2 separate regions of the Homo sapiens genome follow, and region 1 is linked to region 2. A link is a contact called in ENCODE Hi-C or POLR2A ChIA-PET data. All regions are on one chromosome and are shown on one strand. The core of a region is the stretch at or near the end of the contact, and the rest is flanking DNA. Distances in the headings are between cores, read along the strand shown. Region 1 has its middle 76 kb from the start of LINC02225. Region 2 overlaps LOC105378983 (a long non-coding RNA gene).

The links. A loop is a pair of places that touch in the nucleus more often than their neighbours do. ChIA-PET counts read pairs that join two places held with the same protein, here RNA polymerase II (POLR2A). Pooled maps may share reads with other maps.
Region 1: a loop to region 2 is called in a map of PC-3, with 2.4 times the contacts of the local background. The contact joins two enhancer-like sites. A Hi-C loop is called at or near these places in 2 of 168 maps with a recorded cell type or tissue (PC-3 and PC-9) and 2 of 50 pooled maps. POLR2A ChIA-PET finds 5 or more read pairs at or near these places in 2 of 52 experiments (AG04450 and PC-9).

The regions. Positions count from the first base shown.
Region 1 is chr5:57,821,175-57,826,085 of GRCh38, reverse strand. No RefSeq gene overlaps it. Among named protein-coding and RNA genes, the nearest start is that of LINC02225, 76 kb to the left of the region's middle. Within about 2 kb of position 1,930, at least 4 of the 41 ENCODE cell types and tissues checked have a DNase peak (open chromatin) inside an H3K27ac peak, as active enhancers do; they include PC-3 and PC-9, where a contact is called at or near this core.
Region 2 is chr5:58,185,987-58,190,464 of GRCh38, reverse strand. LOC105378983 (a long non-coding RNA gene) reads left to right here. Exons shown (of 4, transcript XR_948350.2): 4 at 2,024-3,760. Among named protein-coding and RNA genes, the nearest start is that of LINC02101, 66 kb to the right of the region's middle. Within about 2 kb of position 2,069, at least 5 of the 41 ENCODE cell types and tissues checked have a DNase peak (open chromatin) inside an H3K27ac peak, as active enhancers do; they include PC-3 and PC-9, where a contact is called at or near this core.

The DNA.
Region 1 (4,911 bases), core at 681-3,180, 360 kb after region 2:
ATTAAATTTAAATGCAACAAGCATTCCTATTCATGAATACCATCACCAAGCTATGAATGAAGCTAGAGATCTTCTTCAGATTGCTAGAGAAGCCAAGATAAAAGCATAGATTAGGAACACCTATAGTGACCCAGAGAGTACCACCATTTCTCAACTCTTCTCAGATAGGACTCTGGAGATGGCTTAGTGATTCTTCTCTTAATGCTATTTAGATAATGCAAAAACATGGGCCTCAACATGGAGCATCTGAAGGTGGAATATATCCAAACAACAGGCAGAGTCCTGCCTAACACAGGATTAACAAACTTGATACAGACATGGAGTTGTTCTTCTGCAGAGCTGCAACAGACAAGTTAGCTAAGTGATTGTTTGAGAGCTTCTTCTGAAATAGAAGGAAGATTCACTCATTCGTCTCTGGGCTCAGGGGAGGAAGAATTTGAACCCAAGTTTTACTAATAATCCTTCCATTTTGTTGAAAATATTGACCATTAAATGCTACATATTAAAATTGTTATCAGGAATCAACATATAGTTCAAGTCATCAAGTTTATCAGTCAAAGGGTAAAGAGAATAGGAAAGAAAGGATCAAAGAGAGACTGGAGAAGCACTACAGGAGTGGGAAATTATGGGCTGTGCAGGCTAATGAATCTGTATCAGATTCAACAACTTCCTAGCTGAATGGCCTAGAGCAAATTCCTTAACTATCGAGTTTCCTTTCTACAGTGGTCAATGGAGGCAAGACACCTATTGTAAAGAGTAGTGATGCAGAACAAATGAGATAAATTATGCTTATTGGCTGGCATGCAGAGCCAGGGTCTACCCATGTGTAAAGGAATGTGGTTGAGGAAGCAAGCAAATATGTAGTGGTTGGATTAAATATTTATATAAGTTCCTGAATGTAGAAATAGTTGTAAAATAAACCATTTCAGTAGACTCACCAGCAACTGCTTTTCTACTTTAAAAAATTACACTTTGTTATGCACTCATGAAATGTACTAAAACTATTAGCAAGACACACCCAACTGGCAGCTGCGGGAAAGAGGAATTAGGAATAAAGGCTTTTGGCTCCATGTTTTCTTCCTGAACCAGGTGTTACCATTAACAAGACATTCTCCATATTCTTTTCATCTTTGCATTTATCATGTTGAACTGATACCAAATGGAGGGGACGAATTTGTAGGAGTATGGTTTTTCCCCATGCTCTGTCCTCTCCACATCCACAGGCACCCAGATACATAGACACACACTCCACACACACAGACACACTCCTCCCCAGAGACACATATGCAATCATAGATACACATATATTCACACATACGCCCTTTTCAGACTGTCTTGACCCACACATAATCTCACTTAACTTATTAGGAGATACAAGGGTTTCTAAATGATTTCCAAAAGAATATATATACTTCTTAAAAAATTTATAGACTAAATTTTAAAAATTATTTATGATTTTCCCAAAAACCAGCTATACTTTTCTTTTTACTTGACATTAGGTTATGCTGCTTAAACAAATAGAAGATGTATCATAAGTATCATACCAGTTACTGGATTTAAATCTGATAATTTTTTTTTTTAGCTACTAAGATAGTCAACAGGAGAAAGTTCTGTTCAAAATTGAATACTTGGCAATGAATTTTAATAATAGATTGGTATCTGTATTCTATAGGTGTGCAGTACAGATTATTGTAAAGGAAAAAAAAACAATCCTGCATTTCATCTATGACCGAAGACAGGGAAAATATGACAAAGAAAGAAACAAGACAGCCTACTCTCCTTATATAGGGAGTAGAAGCAATGGAATGAGGTGGAGATGATAGTAATTGAATGAACAAGGCTACCGACAGAGTGACTCTCAGGATAGTCATGCAGACCAGGCAGCAGCCCAATGATTAGAGAGCACCACCTTGAACCACAAAGCTTTCATATTTCCATAGTGAGAAAGAATCAATATGTGGGAACAGAACTTGAAAAGACTAGTATGAAAGTGCAGAATTACAAGAGTTTTCTCAAATACATGTGTTATATTTGATCCATGACTACACAAACCTCTGAGGAAAGTCCCACCACTGCATTTGACAACCATTCTAAGTGCAGAGAAAGAAGAGATTGTTTAACATATATTTTGTAGAAAATATTGTTCCATTGACATATATGCTGTTAAGCAATGCACAGAAACATCTCCCATTAGCTCTTATTCTGTGTTCTCTCTATTCAACAATAATTTCAGTTCATACAGTGACCCTCTTCCACAATACTGTGCATCCTGCCTTGCCTAGTACATTGCTGTACACAGTTTGTTATTTAATGCCAAAAGGGGACATTTAGTTCACTTTTCTTCAGTACTTTAATTATGCTGAAGACTCCAGTGTTAATGGTGAATACAGGAAAGACTTCAACTAGGAGTGATCATATAGACCAAGTAGCAGCTATGGTCTAAAATCAACATGTTGGGAGGATTAAATGAGATAATGTCTGTGAAAGTACTTGTAAAAGGGAGCACACTAATAACTGTTATGAAGACATGGTTGGTAAATTTAATAGATGCAAATATAAATTTCTTGCATCCACATTACAATACATCCATTGTATGAACAACAGATGAGAGAGACCTGTCTGGAGAGCATTTCAACAGAAACCAGAAGTCTCACTTGGCTGGTGAAAAGGTTTAGGTAATCTGTAATTATAGGTAGGTAGATCACATCTGGGCTATCGTATTTATTTTGGGGAGCCACGTTTTAAGAGTGTTCAAGAGTGTATGATCAAACTGGACCTCACTCCTCACTCTCATAGAAGAGAGTGGCCAAGTTAAAGAGAAGTTAAAAGCTTTTATCATATGGGGCGTGGTTGAAAGAGATGGAAGTAAATAGCTGTCCTCAAACATTTGAAGAAAACAGAACTAGGATGAGGTACAAAAGGACAAAACAAAATTGAGGTGGAAGTTACATAATGGTAGAATTCAGCTCAATATAAGAGAAAACTTCTAATCATGAGAACTCTCTGAAAATATATAATAGATTGGCCCTCTCTTCCTTCATTTCTTTTTCCTCCTTCCCTTTCTCACTCCCTCTCTCCCTCCCTTCGTCCTTTCCTCCCTTCCTTTTTCACTAATTACAACACTGACCTTTTCAGAGCAGTCTCTGAGTGTCTACCACATGGTGAAAGGTACTTCCTCAGCGTGGCTGCCATGTTCTGTAGTGTGTGTTTCTATCCACTGGCCATGGCTGACTGGAACAGGAATGGCGCCAGCCAATGAGCTGGCTGAGCCTGAAATACCTGCCTAAAAGAGGCCCTCTATTCAGGATAATGGTTAATGAAGCCAAACAGATTCTCTCTATTTCCTTTTTTCTTTCTTTTTTATTTTTTTTGAGGTGGAGTCTCACTCTGTCGCCCAGGCTGGAGTGCAGCGGCATGATCTCAGCTCACTGCAGCCTCCACCTCCTGGGTTCAAGCAATTCTCCTGCTTCAGCCTCCTGAGTAGCTGGGATTACAGGTGCCTGCCACCACACCTGGCTAATTTTTGTATTTGTAGTAAAGATGAGGTTTTACCATATTGGCCAGGTTGGTCTCCGAGCTCCTGACCTCAAGTGATCCACCCTCCTCGGCCTCCCAAAATGCCGGGATTACAGGTGTGAGCCACCATGCCCGTCTGATCCTCTCTCTTTTAAAATTGGATTTTTATAGGCACATAAAAAGAATCTTCTAGTTGACAGCAGCCGGAGAAGTAGAAACAGAGAGAACAAGAGCAAGACAAGAGGAAGATAAGGAGCAAGAGAAAACCTGCAGCAACAGGGAACCAGGCAGAGGTGAAGAGTCAGGATCAATGAAAACAGGATTTAAGAAATGCTGGTTTAATATCGTATGTAGATGACAAATTAACAGTTATAGGTCTGTGTCCTGACTAGTATTCAAGGGTCTGATGTGGAGGCTTGACTGTGATGTTAGTTGTATCATCCATGGTTCCACTTATAAGATCTTTTCTTTCTCTCTAGTTTCCCATGTGTATTAATACTTAGTTCCCAGTTACAGAGGTAACAGGATCATGTTTCACGGTAAACTTTCAACTTGAAGGAGTTCTAGCACTATTACAGTATAATATGGATAAACAAAAAGAGAGGAAAAAAAGAGTATCACCAATGATTGTACCTTAGAAATAAAGACTGTAACAACTGAGTGATATTATAAACCCTAAGGCAACCACTAAAATACTAAAATAACACTAATATTAAAATACTAAAAATGCCACTAAAATACCACTAATGCTATTAAAATACTAAAATTAAATCAGTTATTGCTAATAAGCCACAACATTTTAAAAAACGGAATCATAAAAATTACTCAGTTAATCTGAAAGAAGCCATTAAAAATAGAAAAAAAGGAAATCAGACAAATAGAACACAACAAAATGATATACTTAATACTAATTATAGCAATACTCACATTTAATGTAAATACCCCAAATAAAACTCACTGAGCATTACATTAGATGAAAAAGCAAGACCAACTAAATTCTGCATACAGAAAATCAACTTTAAATGTAAAAGCAACAAAAAAGTTAATCATAAAAGAATGGAAAAATATATACATACTCTAACACCAATTTTTAAAAAACTTCTGGAGTGTCAGTATTAGGCAAAGCAGATATAAGGGCAAAGATTACTACCAGGAATAATGGTTATTTCATAATAATAAAGAGGCCAATTCATCAAAGGGATATAAGAATTCTAATCATTGGCTGGATGAGGTGGCTCACGCCTATAATCCCAGCACTTTGGGAGGCTGAGACAGGTAGATCACCTGATGTCAGGAGTTCAAGACAAGCCTGACCAATATGGTGAAACCCCACCTCTACTAAAAATACAAAATTAGCTGGGCGTGGTGGTGAGCACCTGTAATCCCAGCTACTCG
Region 2 (4,478 bases), core at 820-3,319:
AAAATCAGCCTTCTTCCTTTATCCCCATATGTTTCTGTGAACTCAATCTGCAAGCAGCCAGGAAAGAAGAGATCAAATGTATGAGCGGGGCAAGGGAAGTACCTGTTTTCATGTGTATTACCCCATTTGTATGATTTGCTCCACAGTTTTGAGAACGTCTTAAAATATCTGAAAAATGCATTGAATAGTAATTGTGAGAAGACACAGTAGGTGAATTGGACAATTATTCTCATGATTAGCAACAAATACTAAGAAGGAGGAAAACAATTATCTAGACATGAAGCTGTCCCCTGTAGAATAATTTACAATGTCCTTCTGCACATTTTGTCACTTCTGTTTGTTTGAGTCTATAATGTGCTTATGAAAGTGTTGTCTGTCTTGGCACACACATCAGAGGAGTCCAGGTAGAACCTAGAAATGTAGTTACCCAAATTAGGTGATGGTCAGCTTAAAAATCACTTTAAATGGCATGCTTATACAGTGACTAAGTTGATGTTTGTGTGTGGCCTTATTCATCTGTTACCATATTTACCCAGTGTGATTTTGGGGGAAAAATGAATGCCCTCCTAGTCAGTCATACTCCTCTTCATCAATATTAGTTCTGATTACTTCAACTGAATTTCTTAATGATTTGATGTTTAATGTTTAAAGCCTAATTGTTTATCAGCTATTGAAAATAATACATGGCTACTAATTAAGATGCTTTAAAATATACCAGTGATTTTTATTTCTTTAAAACAATAACTTAAAACAATAGCTATTAAACTCTAGATAACTAAAATTGGAAATTATTACCCAACAGAAACTCCACACCTGATCTCCAACTGACAGGAGTAGGGCTTTATCAGAATATCTGAGAGGGAGAGACAGAGATTCTGCTCCCTCCATCTCGTTAGCCCCTGCTGAGCCAGAACATGTGATCTGAAGCAGAAATGGAAGGAAAAGCAGTTTTTGCAATGCTATAGAGACAGAGTGCCCTATCCCTACCAGCCTGTAAGTTGGAAGTTCCATGGTGTCACAAAAACTAATTAATACTAAAGTTAGTACTTACTCTTCCTTTCTTATTTTCCCAGGAGGATTACTGTGAATAGGCTTGCCTCCTAGGCCACTCAGAATTTGTATGTTGACAAAATATGTCTCCTTTGGACATGTAAGGAGATATAAAATGTATGCAAAGTCACATCATATTATTTGACTGGGCATTCCATTTTGTCAGTTTATATTTTATACTTTATTATTTTAGGGGCAAACATCTATAAAAACAGGGTTCTGTATTGTCACTCGGGTTTGGTTCATGCTCAGAGTTTTCTTAACAGCATTCCTGTTGTTGTATAACTTTAAAATTAGATGAGAACAAAAATTTCACTCTGAAGCCGGAACAACATGGAACCTGGATTTTGGGTTAAATTGCTTAAAAGAATAATCCCCACTTTCTTTCTTTTTTCTGATGACTATGTTTTGGGGCTACTCCTAAGTCTTGTCCTCTGAGGCCACCAAGCCATGCATATCTAATCCAATAAAATTAGAACGTGAGATTCTCCAAAGATTCCAAGTGTCTTAAGGCACTGAAAATACAGACATGATGTTTTCATATAATTCTACACAGTTATTATTACAAAGTGATTTATTTTAACTTTAGATTAGGGAAAAGAAAATTTGTATGTAATTTAGTTTTAAAATAATATATGTTAAAAATAATTTAAATAATAAATTAAATTGAATCCTTAAAAGAATAATTGCAGATTTGGAAGAAAAAAGCTTTATCCAAGACTGTGGATACTTTAAGGAGTCTGTTAGCTTACTTTCCCTTTACTTTCAATTTGCAATTGTTGGAAACTATACTGGATATCCACCACTAAAACACAATCAGCTCTTGCTTAGATTAAAAATTTCTAAGGCCTTTAGCTTTGATTTCAGTTTTGCAATATGCTGTAACTGCCAGGACAGTGACCCCTGGTGAAGACAAAGGTTTGAGTATCAGATCGCTTGATATGATTAAGCACATTCCTGTTTCATTCCACAGATACCAATATTAAGTCAGACGTGAAACTCCCTTTTGATGCCTATCACTATGCTCTGACTCGCTGCACAACTTAACCTCTTGGTGACTCCAGTTCCTTGTTTGCAAGTGGAGATGAACAGGTCTGCTGTGAGGATTGAATAGAATAATACATGTAAAAGATGCGTTATTTGCTTGATACCCAGCCTGGTACACATGAAGGATTACTAAATAGTTTACATGAACATTATTACTACCTAATTGTTTTTAATTCAGGAAAATGTAGAAGCTACAACATCAGAATATGCTTCTGTAGTAGTACTTTTGCCTCTAGTTCAGTACCCTGTCAACCACCACATGAAGTGGTGTAACAAGACATAATTGAAACACTATTGTAATGAAAGGAACACTAGACATGCAGTCAGAAATCTGGGCTCAATTTCTGAAATGCATGTAGCATTTACCATATGCCAGGTACTGCTGTTAAGTATTTAACATACATTAACCTAAGCTGTCATAACAATCCAGTAAGGTAGGTGCTGTTATTACCCTCATTTTCTGATGAGGACACTGATACAAAAGAAGTTAAGTAACTTGCTCCAAATTATACATATTTGGCAAGCTATGGAGCCAGAATTTGAACCCAGACAGGCAGCTTCCAGTCCATGCTTCATAGCCTTTGGACTCTGTGAGCTTCAGTTTTCCCAACGGCACAATGAGAATAATAATCTTACAGTCATCTCACAGAGTCCTTGCAAGAATTTAATATGATGGTAAATCTAAACTGCCCTGGAACTGAAAAAGACTGTACAAATATAAAGGATTATTGTTATTAAGATTCTTAACCAAAATGCATCACTATCTGTATAAACAATGAGACAGGGTATAGCTGAAGTAATACCACTAAAGATGTGATGTTATAAGCATTCCAAGTGCCAAGTGCCAACAAAAATATTTTTCCCAGTGAACCTCAATATCTCAATGTTATTACCTGAAAGAGAAATTGAAATTATTTATCATTTTTTGAAGGTACTATTTGAACACTTAAAATTGTTTACTCTCTAACTTTTAGAGTTAATATTTTTTCAGAATGTCAAAGAAGCTCTTCTTACATGTTCAGAAGTGACTGTAGCAGGGCATGTTTAAATGGGCATGTAAATGTGAAGTCCTGTCCTATGAATGGTAAACTCACAGAGTGAATTCATTTTGCCTTTTGGGTCAGTGTAATTACCTATTGATTTTTAGGAAAGAAAGAAAAACTGACATTCACAACCTTTGCTCTTTAATTTCTGAACAGAATTACGGCCTAAATGGAAGAATGATGTTGTTTATCTGTTAGCACCTTTCAGAGACAAGGCCAATACTTCAAATTACTTGTGCATAATTGGTGCTCAGTAAACATTTTTGGGTTAAAAGCTTAACCCCATACAGATAGTTCCTGCTCCATTAGACAGATTCATATCACATTCCTAATCAAGCCTCTGATAGGCAATATGCAAAAAAATAGCAACTGTAAACCTTTATATCATTCAAAGTTATAAAATTATAGTCTAAGACATCAGTGGACATCAGCATGCAGCAGTTTTTAAAATTATGTAAGTCTCAATGTGCTGTGAAGTATTAAAAACTATTACCTCAACTGGGCTTGAAATTGCTTCCAGCTAAACAATGAATATTAAATTAAATAATAATGGTTTTTTTGCCTCTTAGAATTTATAAATGCACTGGACTTTGCTTTGGGTAGACCACTTTTTTTTAAAGAAAGAGAGAGGAAAAGAAAAAAGGACAGAAAGGAAGTAAAATAAAACCTGTAAGAATGTTGGAAATAAAATTTCCCCCATATACTGTTGGTAAATATCATTGTACCAAAAAAACACATTGATAAAGACATTGTTGACCTCCAAATTGCATTGCAAAACTCATGCTTTTCAAAATAGTTTTGTAAAAATTTATGAAAATCTTACTAAAGATGTTAGTTATGAAGAAATGGGTAGTTGTTCATTTGAGTCTCCACCTCTTTTCTATTATTTTAATGCTATATATATATATATATATATATATTTCTATAGAACTTCTAGGGTGCACTTTATTCAGGCTTTCCAAGGTTATATGTAAAAAAATGGTTAACATGAACTATATAAATCATAGGCCCAAATTGTTGAACAATGTAGTCATCATAACTTCTATAAGTGTAGTATCAAAATCAAGGTATAATTGTAGAACTCTTATCAACTTCAGTGCTCTAAATAGAAAGTTAACTTCACTTTGAAACACAACTTTTGATGAAAAATTCTAAAAGATTTATATAGCTCATTCAAAAATTTCAAATATGCCTATGAAAGCGTCTTTATTCCTTAGTGAAACATTTGTTAGCCATGATGCATGTATGGACTTATGAAACATTTTGCTTGCAGTTTCCTTGGGATAGTCTAGTCAGATGAATTTGGCACCCACACAGTGATCCGGTGTGTTGCTAGTC